2 separate regions of the Homo sapiens genome follow, and region 2 is linked to region 1. A link is a loop called in an ENCODE intact Hi-C map of the cell type or tissue named here. Cell type or tissue: PC-9. All regions are shown on one strand. Each heading gives the region's core, and the rest is flanking DNA. Links, peaks and the distances in the headings are about the cores only. Region 1 overlaps CRTC1 (CREB regulated transcription coactivator 1). Region 2 has its middle 5.6 kb from the start of CRTC1.

What was found. Peaks named below come from ENCODE experiments on the same cell type or tissue, not always from the same donor. Only the 100,000 strongest peaks of a DNase experiment are listed, where the experiment ranks them.
Region 2: it touches region 1 in a loop (8-fold over the local background); 4 of 110 quality-filtered maps call a loop at or near these places.

The regions. Positions count from the first base shown.
Region 1 is chr19:18,762,220-18,766,601 of GRCh38, reverse strand. It overlaps CRTC1 (CREB regulated transcription coactivator 1), which reads right to left. Exons shown (of 14, transcript NM_015321.3): 9 at 1,074-1,198. Among named protein-coding and RNA genes, the nearest start is that of COMP, 27 kb to the left of the region's middle. In PC-9, for the core only: no CTCF peak of the experiment used is centred there; DNase peaks (open chromatin) are centred at 1,961, 2,351 and 3,901; H3K27ac peaks cover 1,532 bases.
Region 2 is chr19:18,675,893-18,680,274 of GRCh38, reverse strand. No RefSeq gene overlaps it. Among named protein-coding and RNA genes, the nearest start is that of CRTC1, 5.6 kb to the left of the region's middle. In PC-9, for the core only: no CTCF peak of the experiment used is centred there; a DNase peak (open chromatin) is centred at 2,164; H3K27ac peaks cover 879 bases.

The DNA of each region.
Region 1 (4,382 bases), core at 84-4,083:
TGGTGGCGGTCACCTGTAATCCCAGCTACTCAGGTGGCTGAGGCACAAGAATTGCTTGAAATTGGGAGGCAGAGTTGCAATGAACCAAGATCACGCCACTGCACTCCACCCTGGGTGACAGAGCGAGACTCTGTCTCAAAAATTTTTTTAAAAAAGGGATTACGGTCAGGCGCGGTGGCTCACATCTGTAATCCCAGCACTTTTGGAGGCCAAAGGAGGCAGATCACTTGAAGTCAGGAGTTCGAGACCAGCCTGGCCAGCATGGTGAAACCCCATCTCTACTAAAAATACCAAAAAAAAAAAAAAAAAAAAAATTAGCCAGGCATGGTAGCACATGCCTGTAGTCCCAGCTACTTGGAAGGCTGAGGCAGGTGAATGGCTTGAACCCAGGAAGCAAGGTTGCCGTGAGCCGAGATCATGCCACTGCACTCCAGCCTGGGCTACAGAGCAAAACTTCGTCTTAAAAAAAAAAAAAAAGGATTACAAAAGAGTATTATGAAAAATTTTCTGCCATCAAGTTGGATAGCAAAGACGAAATGGACAAATTCCTAGACACATACAAACTACCCAAAAAAGTAGACAAGCAAATACAGCAAATTGAAAAATCAAAAGCTAACCTCTTGAGTTTTTTCTTTTTTTTTGAAACAGAGTCTCACTCTGTCTCCCAGGGTAGAGTGCAGTGGTGTGATCATGGCTCACTGCAGCCTCCACCCCCTGGGCTCAAGTGATCCTCTCATCTTAGCCTCCCTAGTAGCTGGGACCACAGGCGCACACCACCATGCCCAGCTAATTTTTGTATTTTTTGTAGAGACGAGGTTTCACCATGTTGGCCAGGCTGGTCTCGAACTCCTGACCTCAACTGATCCACCCGCCTCAGCCTCCCAAAGTGCTGGGATTACAGGCATGAGCTACGGCACCCGGCTTGAAAATTTGATAATAAAAACTAAAAGTGTTGGGAGCATTCTCAAGGTTTTGTGGCCTCCTGGAAGGAACAGGAGGCCTTCTAAGAGGTAGAGCCAGGCCTCCACCTTTCCCTTTCCCCCTCCCACCTGCCCCCCACCTTGCCCTCGCACCTGAGTGATGGGTGACAGCGGGGACAGGGTGGGCGATGCCTGCTGACGCCTTGCCTCTGTGCTCAGGGACAGGGGGCTGACGCCAGCTGGGCGGTGCTGTGGAGAGGAGCCAGGTGTGCTCATTCCTAGAGAGGAAGTAGGAGGGAGGGAGAGCAGGTGTGAGACTGATCACTGAGAAAGGGCTGCTTACACACCCACAGTCACACTGCATGGGAATAGCTCAACTGCTCAGACAGAAGCCCATGGACATGTCCCAACTGCCAAACCTGGGCACCCCCCGAAGGCCCTGATTCCTGACCCGAGGGTCCCACAGTCCTGCAGAGTCTGTTCTCCTTCCTTCCAGGAAGGGGGTGTCTCACAGCCAGCCAACCAGCACATCCCCATCTCTGGAGCATAAGATTGGCCCCCAGATGGGCATGTAACCAGGCTGGCCCAATGAGAGCCTTCCCAGGGGCTTTGGATGGAATTCCAGGAAGGGCTGTCTGAAGCCGTGTGTGGGGCATCCTGTGGCGAGGTGAGGAGCCAGCTGAAGGGCTGCAGGGGAGAGGCAGCATCTGAGCCTGCTTCCCACTTTCAGGAGACAATAAATGGTTTTTTTTGGCTGAAAATGGCTTGGGTTGTGGTTAGCTTCAAGCCAGCAGGCCCTGCCCAATGCTGTGGTTTTGCCCACCACCTCGTGGATCTTGCCCTCCTTCAGTGAATGTGCCCATTCCTGCAGCTGCTTCTCTTGGCCCCCAGACCTGAGCACCTGCTATCCCCTATGTCCCACAGCCACTTCCTCCTCCCCAGACCTGGTGCATTCCCCAAGCTGCAGTGCCACCCATCAGGCTGTCTGAACTAAAGAATGTCACTCCTTAACATCCTTCCCCCTCTCTGCCCTGGGGTCTGACACATCATTCCTGCTGGAGGTCCTGCCAGGAGCCGCCTCATCACCCCTTCCCTCACCCCGGCCCCGAAGGCCCTTGCACTGAGCAACCCAATCCTTGGATTCTGCTGCAGTGATGAAGCTGGGTGAGGTCAAGTTCAACATGGCAGTAGCTGGGGCTGGCTGGGTTATTGTGGGCACCATGCCAGGCAGGCAACAGGCCCCTCGATGGCAGGAGGACCCCTGCGAGCCTGGCCTGACCCCCATCCACTCTGGAGACTTGGTTCCCTGGTTGGTGAGATGGCGACGATAACAGCCGCCCTCTCCGGTTCAAAGTGAGGCCCTGGTGAGGTCAGGAGCAGTCTCTGAAGAGCATCTGGCCTGCAGTCAAGGCGGGGGTGAAGCCGCCTGACTCACCCCAGGAGATCTGGGCACCAGATTAACCTTGTTCCGGCAGATGAGACGGCGGGTGCGTGGGCCCATGGGAACACACCCGACAAGCGCCGAGGGGAGATGACAGCCTTGTCCGTGCCCAGGGCAGCTGCTCACCGGGGCGAGCTCGGTCACGCCTGCACTTCCCCTCGGATGCCCTGGCAGCTCTGCTTGGCTGCGCACTGTGGGAGGAAGCCTGGTGCTGTTGACTGCTCCCCAGGCAGCAAGCGCCCTTTGCAGGCCCTGGCGTCCAGGGAGGCATCAACAGAGGCCTGGACGGGAGGATGTGGGGGAAGCCTGCTCAGAGCACACTCAGAGTCACGACCCTGGGCCACTCCCTCATCTTCTCCTGAGTGTCCGCCACTTCGTGCGTCCAGCAGGCCGAGAGATGCTCAGTGCCCAGGTCAGAAGCAGAGGTCGGGCTCGGTACAAAGTAGGGGCAAACGTCAGGAGCGTGTGAGGGTATGGATGTGGGACGACAGGGGCGGGTGGGGCCTGAGGCAAACCAGAGCACTGTGGCCCGTCTCGAGGTGCAAGACATCGGCCATGGCCACTGGGCTGTCTGATTCTTCAAGAGCAGCCAGAAATCTGGTGTTCTACGGGCATTCCCCTGGTTTTTCAATGTTGATTCTAAGTACAGTCAAGCATCACTTAACAATGGGGGTGACTTCTGAAAAAACGCGTTGTCCGGCGATTTCATGGCTGTGCATGAGGATCACAGGGCAACTTACACAAACCTGGATGGCAGAGCCTCTGCACACCTCGGCCAGACGGTAGGGCCCTTGTTCCCAGGCTACAAACCTGTACAGGGTGACCGTCCTGAATACCGTCGGCCAGGCACAGTGGCTCACGCCTGTAATCCCAGCACTTTGGGAGGCTGAGGCAGGCGGATCACCTGAGGGCAGGAGTTTGAGATTGGCCTGGCCAATGTGGTGAAACCCCGTATCTACTAAAAATACAAAAATTAGCCAGGCGTGGTGGTGGGCGCCTGTACTCCCAGCTACTCGGGAGGTTGACGTAGGAGAATCGCTTGGGACTGGGAGGCGAAGGTTGCAGTGAGCCGAGATCACACCACTGCACTCCAGCCTGGGTGACAGAGTGAGACTTTGTCTCAAAAAAAAGAAAAAAAAAATTAAAAACAGTAGGCAACTGTAGCACAATGGTAAGGACTTGTGTGTCTAAGCCTAGAAAAGGAGCAGTAAGACACAGCATTATACTCTGATGGGGCCACTGCCGATTATGTGGTTTGCTGTTGTCAGAAACGTCAAGATGTGGCGTGTGGCTGTATTACAGATGCACAACTGTGGGCCCACACGAAACATACCATGGGCTGGATTTGGCCCTTGGGCTGCCAGTCTCTAATGTCTGCCCTGAATACAAGGGAGTTTTTAATCTTCCACTGGCTGCAAAGTGAGCTCTCGGCCACCCCTGGAGAGGCCAGTTGGCCCAGGAGGGCGGACGGGAGCCTTGCTGTTGAATTCCTTTTGGCAACCTGGCTCACCTTTGGGAACAGGCACAGAGCCAGCTGGAGGGGAAGTCTGGAGCGGGCAGGGAGAGCTGCCAGGGGAGGGCGGGCCAGGTGTCAGGGCCCGCCCGGCCTCAAAGCTGGGCCAGGAAGGAGGAGCCAGGGCCTGCCCTCCTCCTGCACTCTGGAAAGCAGCCAGGGATATGGGAAATGTAGATGGAGCCAAGCGGGGTACTGTCTCCTCGGCCGCGAAGGCCTCTGTCTTCCTTCCTGAGGGAGCTCACGTTCTGACTGGCGGGTGGGCTTGCGAGGAGGGAGGGGGCCACCTTCGTGTGTGCCAGGGGCCGGCAGCTCGGCTTGATTTAAAAGGCGTCCAGAAAGCAAAGCCCCTGCCAGGCGAGCTGCTTGGGCGGCAGGTTCACAAACAACCCAACACATGTCAGGCATTACCGGGCCGCTCTGGCCAGCGCCGGCTCCAGCTTCCACGTATGTTGTGTGTTTCCTTGTGCTTGTTTAGACTGGGTGCCTGCTGGAGGTGCGCAGCTCC
Region 2 (4,382 bases), core at 79-4,078, 86 kb after region 1:
TCTATTTGTTTTCTTGTTTGTTTGTTTGTTTGTTTTTTCAGACAGGGTCTCACTTTGTTGCCCAGGCTGGAGTGCAGTGGCATGATCATGCTCACTGAAGCCCCAACCCTTAGGCTCAGGTGATCCCCCCACCTCAGCCTTCCAGGTAGCTGGGACTACAGGTGTGCATCATCATGCCTGGCTAATGTTTTGTGGTTTTTGTAGAGACAGGATTCATCCTGTTGCTCAGGCTGGTCTCAAACTCCTGGGCTCAAGTGATCCGCCCCCCTCAGCCTCCCAAAGTGCTGAGATTACATGTGTGCACCACCGTGCCTGGCCTGCCTAAATCTATTTCAAGTCCTTTTTCTGTTCCTGGTTCTGACTGAGACTGCAGCTTCTGTGAGTCCAATGCGAGACTGGGCCCGCTACATATGTGGCTTCTAGTTCTTTTTTTTTTTTTTTTTTTTTTTAAACAGAGTCTCGCTAGGTCTCCCAGGCTAGAGTGCAGTGGTACGATCTTGGCTCACTGCAACCTCCGCCTCCCAGGTTCAAGTGATTCTCCTGCATCAGCCTCCAGAGTACCTGGGACTACAAGCGTGCGCCACTACGCCCAGCTAATTTTTGTATTTTTAGTAGAGATGGGGTTTCACCATGTTGGCCAGGCTGGTCTCGAACTCCTGACCTCAGATGATACTCCCACCTTGGCATCCCAAAGTGCTGGGGTTATAGGCGTGAGCCACCACGCCTGACCGGCTTCTAGTTCTTGACAGCATCCTGTGAGGTCAGAGAAGAAATAAAGACAGAGAGCAGGGACAGCAGCTGCCCTAGCAACTTATGCACCAAAACTCAGGCCTCACAGCCGACCTCAGCTGCTTTCACACACTGAGTTTTGTAGGCTTTAAATGAAGTTAGCCAGGCGTGGTGGCTCACGCCTGTAATCCCAGCACTTTGGGAGGCTGAGGCGGGCGGCTCACCTGAGGTCAGGAGTTTGAGACCAGCCTGACCAACATGGAGAAACCCCGTCTCTACTAAAAATACAATATTAGCCGGGCGTGGTGGCACATGCCTGTAATCTCAGCTACTCGGGAGGCTGAGGCAAGAGAATCGCTTGAACCTAGGAGGTGGAGGTTGCAGTGAGCCAAGATTGCGCCATTGCACTCCAGCCTGGGCAACAAAAGTGAAACTCCATCTCAAAAAAATACATAAATAAATAAATAAAATAAATGAAGTTAATAAGTGTCAACTGCCTTACTTCTAAGAAGTGCTCCGTAATTGATGCCACTTACCCTAATCAATTACATGTATCTTTTTTTTTTTTTCTTTTTTGAGACACAGTTTCGCTCTGTTACCCAAGCTGGAGTACAGTGTTGCGATCTCTGTTCACTGCAACTTCCAACCTCCGCCTCCCTGGTTCAAGCAATTCTCCTCCTACTTCAGCCTCCCGAGTAGCTGAGATTACAGGGGTGTACCACGACGCCTAGCTAATTTTTTCTTTTTTTTGAGATGGAGTTTCGCTCTGTCTCCTAGGCTGGCGTGCAGTGGTGAGATCTCGGCTCACTGCAGCCTTCACCTCCTAGGCTCAAGCGATTTTCCTGCCTCAGCCTCCTGAGTAGCTGTGACTACAGGTGTAGGCCACCACACCCGGCTAATTTTTGTATTTTTAGTAGAGACGGGGTTTTGCCATGTTGGCCAGGTTGCTTTCGAACTCCTGACCTCAAGTGATCCTCCTGGCTCGGCTTCGCAAAGTGCTAGGATTATAGGCGTGAGCCACTGCACCTGGCCCTGTAGGCTTTAAATGAAATTCGTATGTGTCAACATACGTTAATATGTTAGTATGTTAACATATGTTAATATGTGTCTCACTAAGAGGTGCTCCATAAATGCCACTTACCCTGATCACTTACATATATCTGCACTAAGCCAGTTTCCAGACACAGGAAGATGGAAGAGAAAAGATTTTGGGGACTAGCAGGGGTTACAGCAAGGAGCCATCCTGGGCATGTGCAGAAGTAAGTCTGCTGCTCTTCCTACTCACCCCCATTCACCCCGCGGCCCGCCTGGCATGAAACTTGATCCATCCTAAACCCTGGTGATGAGTCAGAGGAAGCAGCCAGCCCGCTCATTGTGCAATGGCCAGACAGCAGCCCAAGCCCCGCTTCTTGCTCCACTGACCCCCAGCCCTGAGAAGGGCGAGGCTTCAGTGTCCAGTGACCCGGGCAGAAACCAACCCTGAGGTTTTCACTTTCTTCCTTCATCAAAGGAACTTGCTGTCACCCAGTGTGGTCCAACACTGCTCCTCACAGCAGCCCTGCGGGCTTTGCAAAGCAGGGCAGATCCCACACTCCCATCGCACTTAAAAAAAAAAAAAATCTAAAGGCTTGGCGCAGTGGCTCATGCCTGTAATCCCAGCACTTTGGGAGGCAGAGGCAGGTGGGTCACCTGAGGTCAGGAGTTCAAGACCAGCCTGGCCAACATGGTGAAACCCCGTCTCTTAAAAAAAAAAAAAAATGAAAATTAGCTAGGCATGATGGTGGGTGCCTGTAATCCCAGCTACTCGGGAGGCTGAGGCAGGAGAATCGCTTGAACCCGGGAGGTGGAGGTTGCAGTGAGCCGAGATCGCACCATTGCACTCCAGCCTGGGAGACAGAGTGAGACTCCATCTCAAATAAAAAAAAAATACCCTCCTCCTGGCGGCTCCACATGCTTATGCTCGGCTCGGCTCTCGCTCCAGCCACACGGGCCTCTTCGCTGTTCCCTCTGCCTGGATTGCGCTCCTCCAAGATGCTTTCGTGGCTGGCTCCTTCTCGACTTGCAGGCCTCTGCTCTGAGAGACCCTCCTGAAGGGTCTAGCTGAAGTGGACCTCCAGCGTCTCTTCCCATGACCCAGAAACATCCCATTCTCTGAAGGCAGCTGTTTGTGCGGTCTCATCTGATCCCTTGTAGATTGAGCTGAGATTATGTTCGCCTTTCCCAAAGAGGCCAGGGCCAGGCCAGAGTTCCCTGTGTGCCTGTGGAATGTGGAAAGGGCACAGACACACGTGATTTCTTATGTGTTTTTGTTCATTCGTTTGTGCGTTTTTAAGACAGAGTCTTGCTCTGTCACCCAGGCTGGAGTGCAGTGGCGCGAACTCGGCTCACTGCAACCTCCACCTCCACACCTGTAATGTCAGCACTTTGGGGGACTGAGGTGGGCGGATCACCTGAGGTCAGGAGTTTGAGACCAGCCTGGCCAACATGGTGAAACACCGTCTCTACTAAAAATGCAAAAAAAACATTAACTAGGCGTGGTGGTGCACGCCTGTAAACCCAGCTACCTGGGAGGCTGAGGAAGGAGAATTGCTTGACCCGGGAGATCAAGAAACTCTTGAGCATTTCTGTGTGGTCCAACACTTATCAGTTGTCAAGCTGTGTGACAATGGAAAACTGTCTTCACCTCTCTGAGCCGCACTGCCCTCCTCTGCTAAATGTGGACAGTGGTGCTCCTCATAGCAGGCTCTTGGAAAGATGAAACAGATAACACATGGAAAGCACTTAGCTCAGTGCCTGCTTCATCCAAGCACTCAGCAACTGTTAGGAAAGCAAAACGCTACTTCGCCATGTTAGTTTTCATGCTTTGCTTCTCAGCTCTTCCTTATATGGGATCTTAGTCGATTTGGGGTACCCACGTCGTGTGGAGGTGAATTAGGGCCATTGGAGCTGAGAGGCAAAGAGGAAAACAATCCCTGGTCTGTCTTTGACTTCCAAAAGAGGCTCTCATCGTACAGAGTTTTTAAAGGGCAAAGCAAAAGCTGGGTCTGATCATGAAGAGAGAGGGAAAGGACCCAAGAGAAGCCAGCGATGCCCCTCCTTACGATAAGGTTACAGGAGGACCCAGGCCCCTCGTCCTCCCACCCAGGCTTTAGTGGTGGATGGAGGGTGGGACGGGGTGGGCCGCCAAGGAGGGTAGTGAGAGGCTGGAACTGGGCAGGCGGGGGACCCATGGTTCAAGTCTAGGGACCCAGCCACTTGTGCTGAGGGATAGATAGCTGAAGTGCGTGTTGGAAAACTGGTTGGTTGGCTGGATGCATTGGCTTGTGCCTATATTCTCAGCACTTTGGGAGGCAGAGGCAGGAGGACTGCTTGAGCTCAGGAGTTTGAAACCAGCCTGGGCAACATAGAGAGACTTGGGCATGCTCCCAGGGACACCTACAGTGTCCATGCCCTGAAACTTGGCCAAGGCCCCATTGACCTCCCTACATCCAGACCCCCATCCTGCTTTCCAAGATCCTGGGGCACTCACAGCCCCCACTCACCTGAAACAAACAAACAAAAAAGAGGGATATCTCGACCTCCAGGGGGCAGTGGCTGCTAAGGAGATGCAGAACGGGCCTTTCTTTTTGGTTGCCAGCATCAGGGTCCCCATC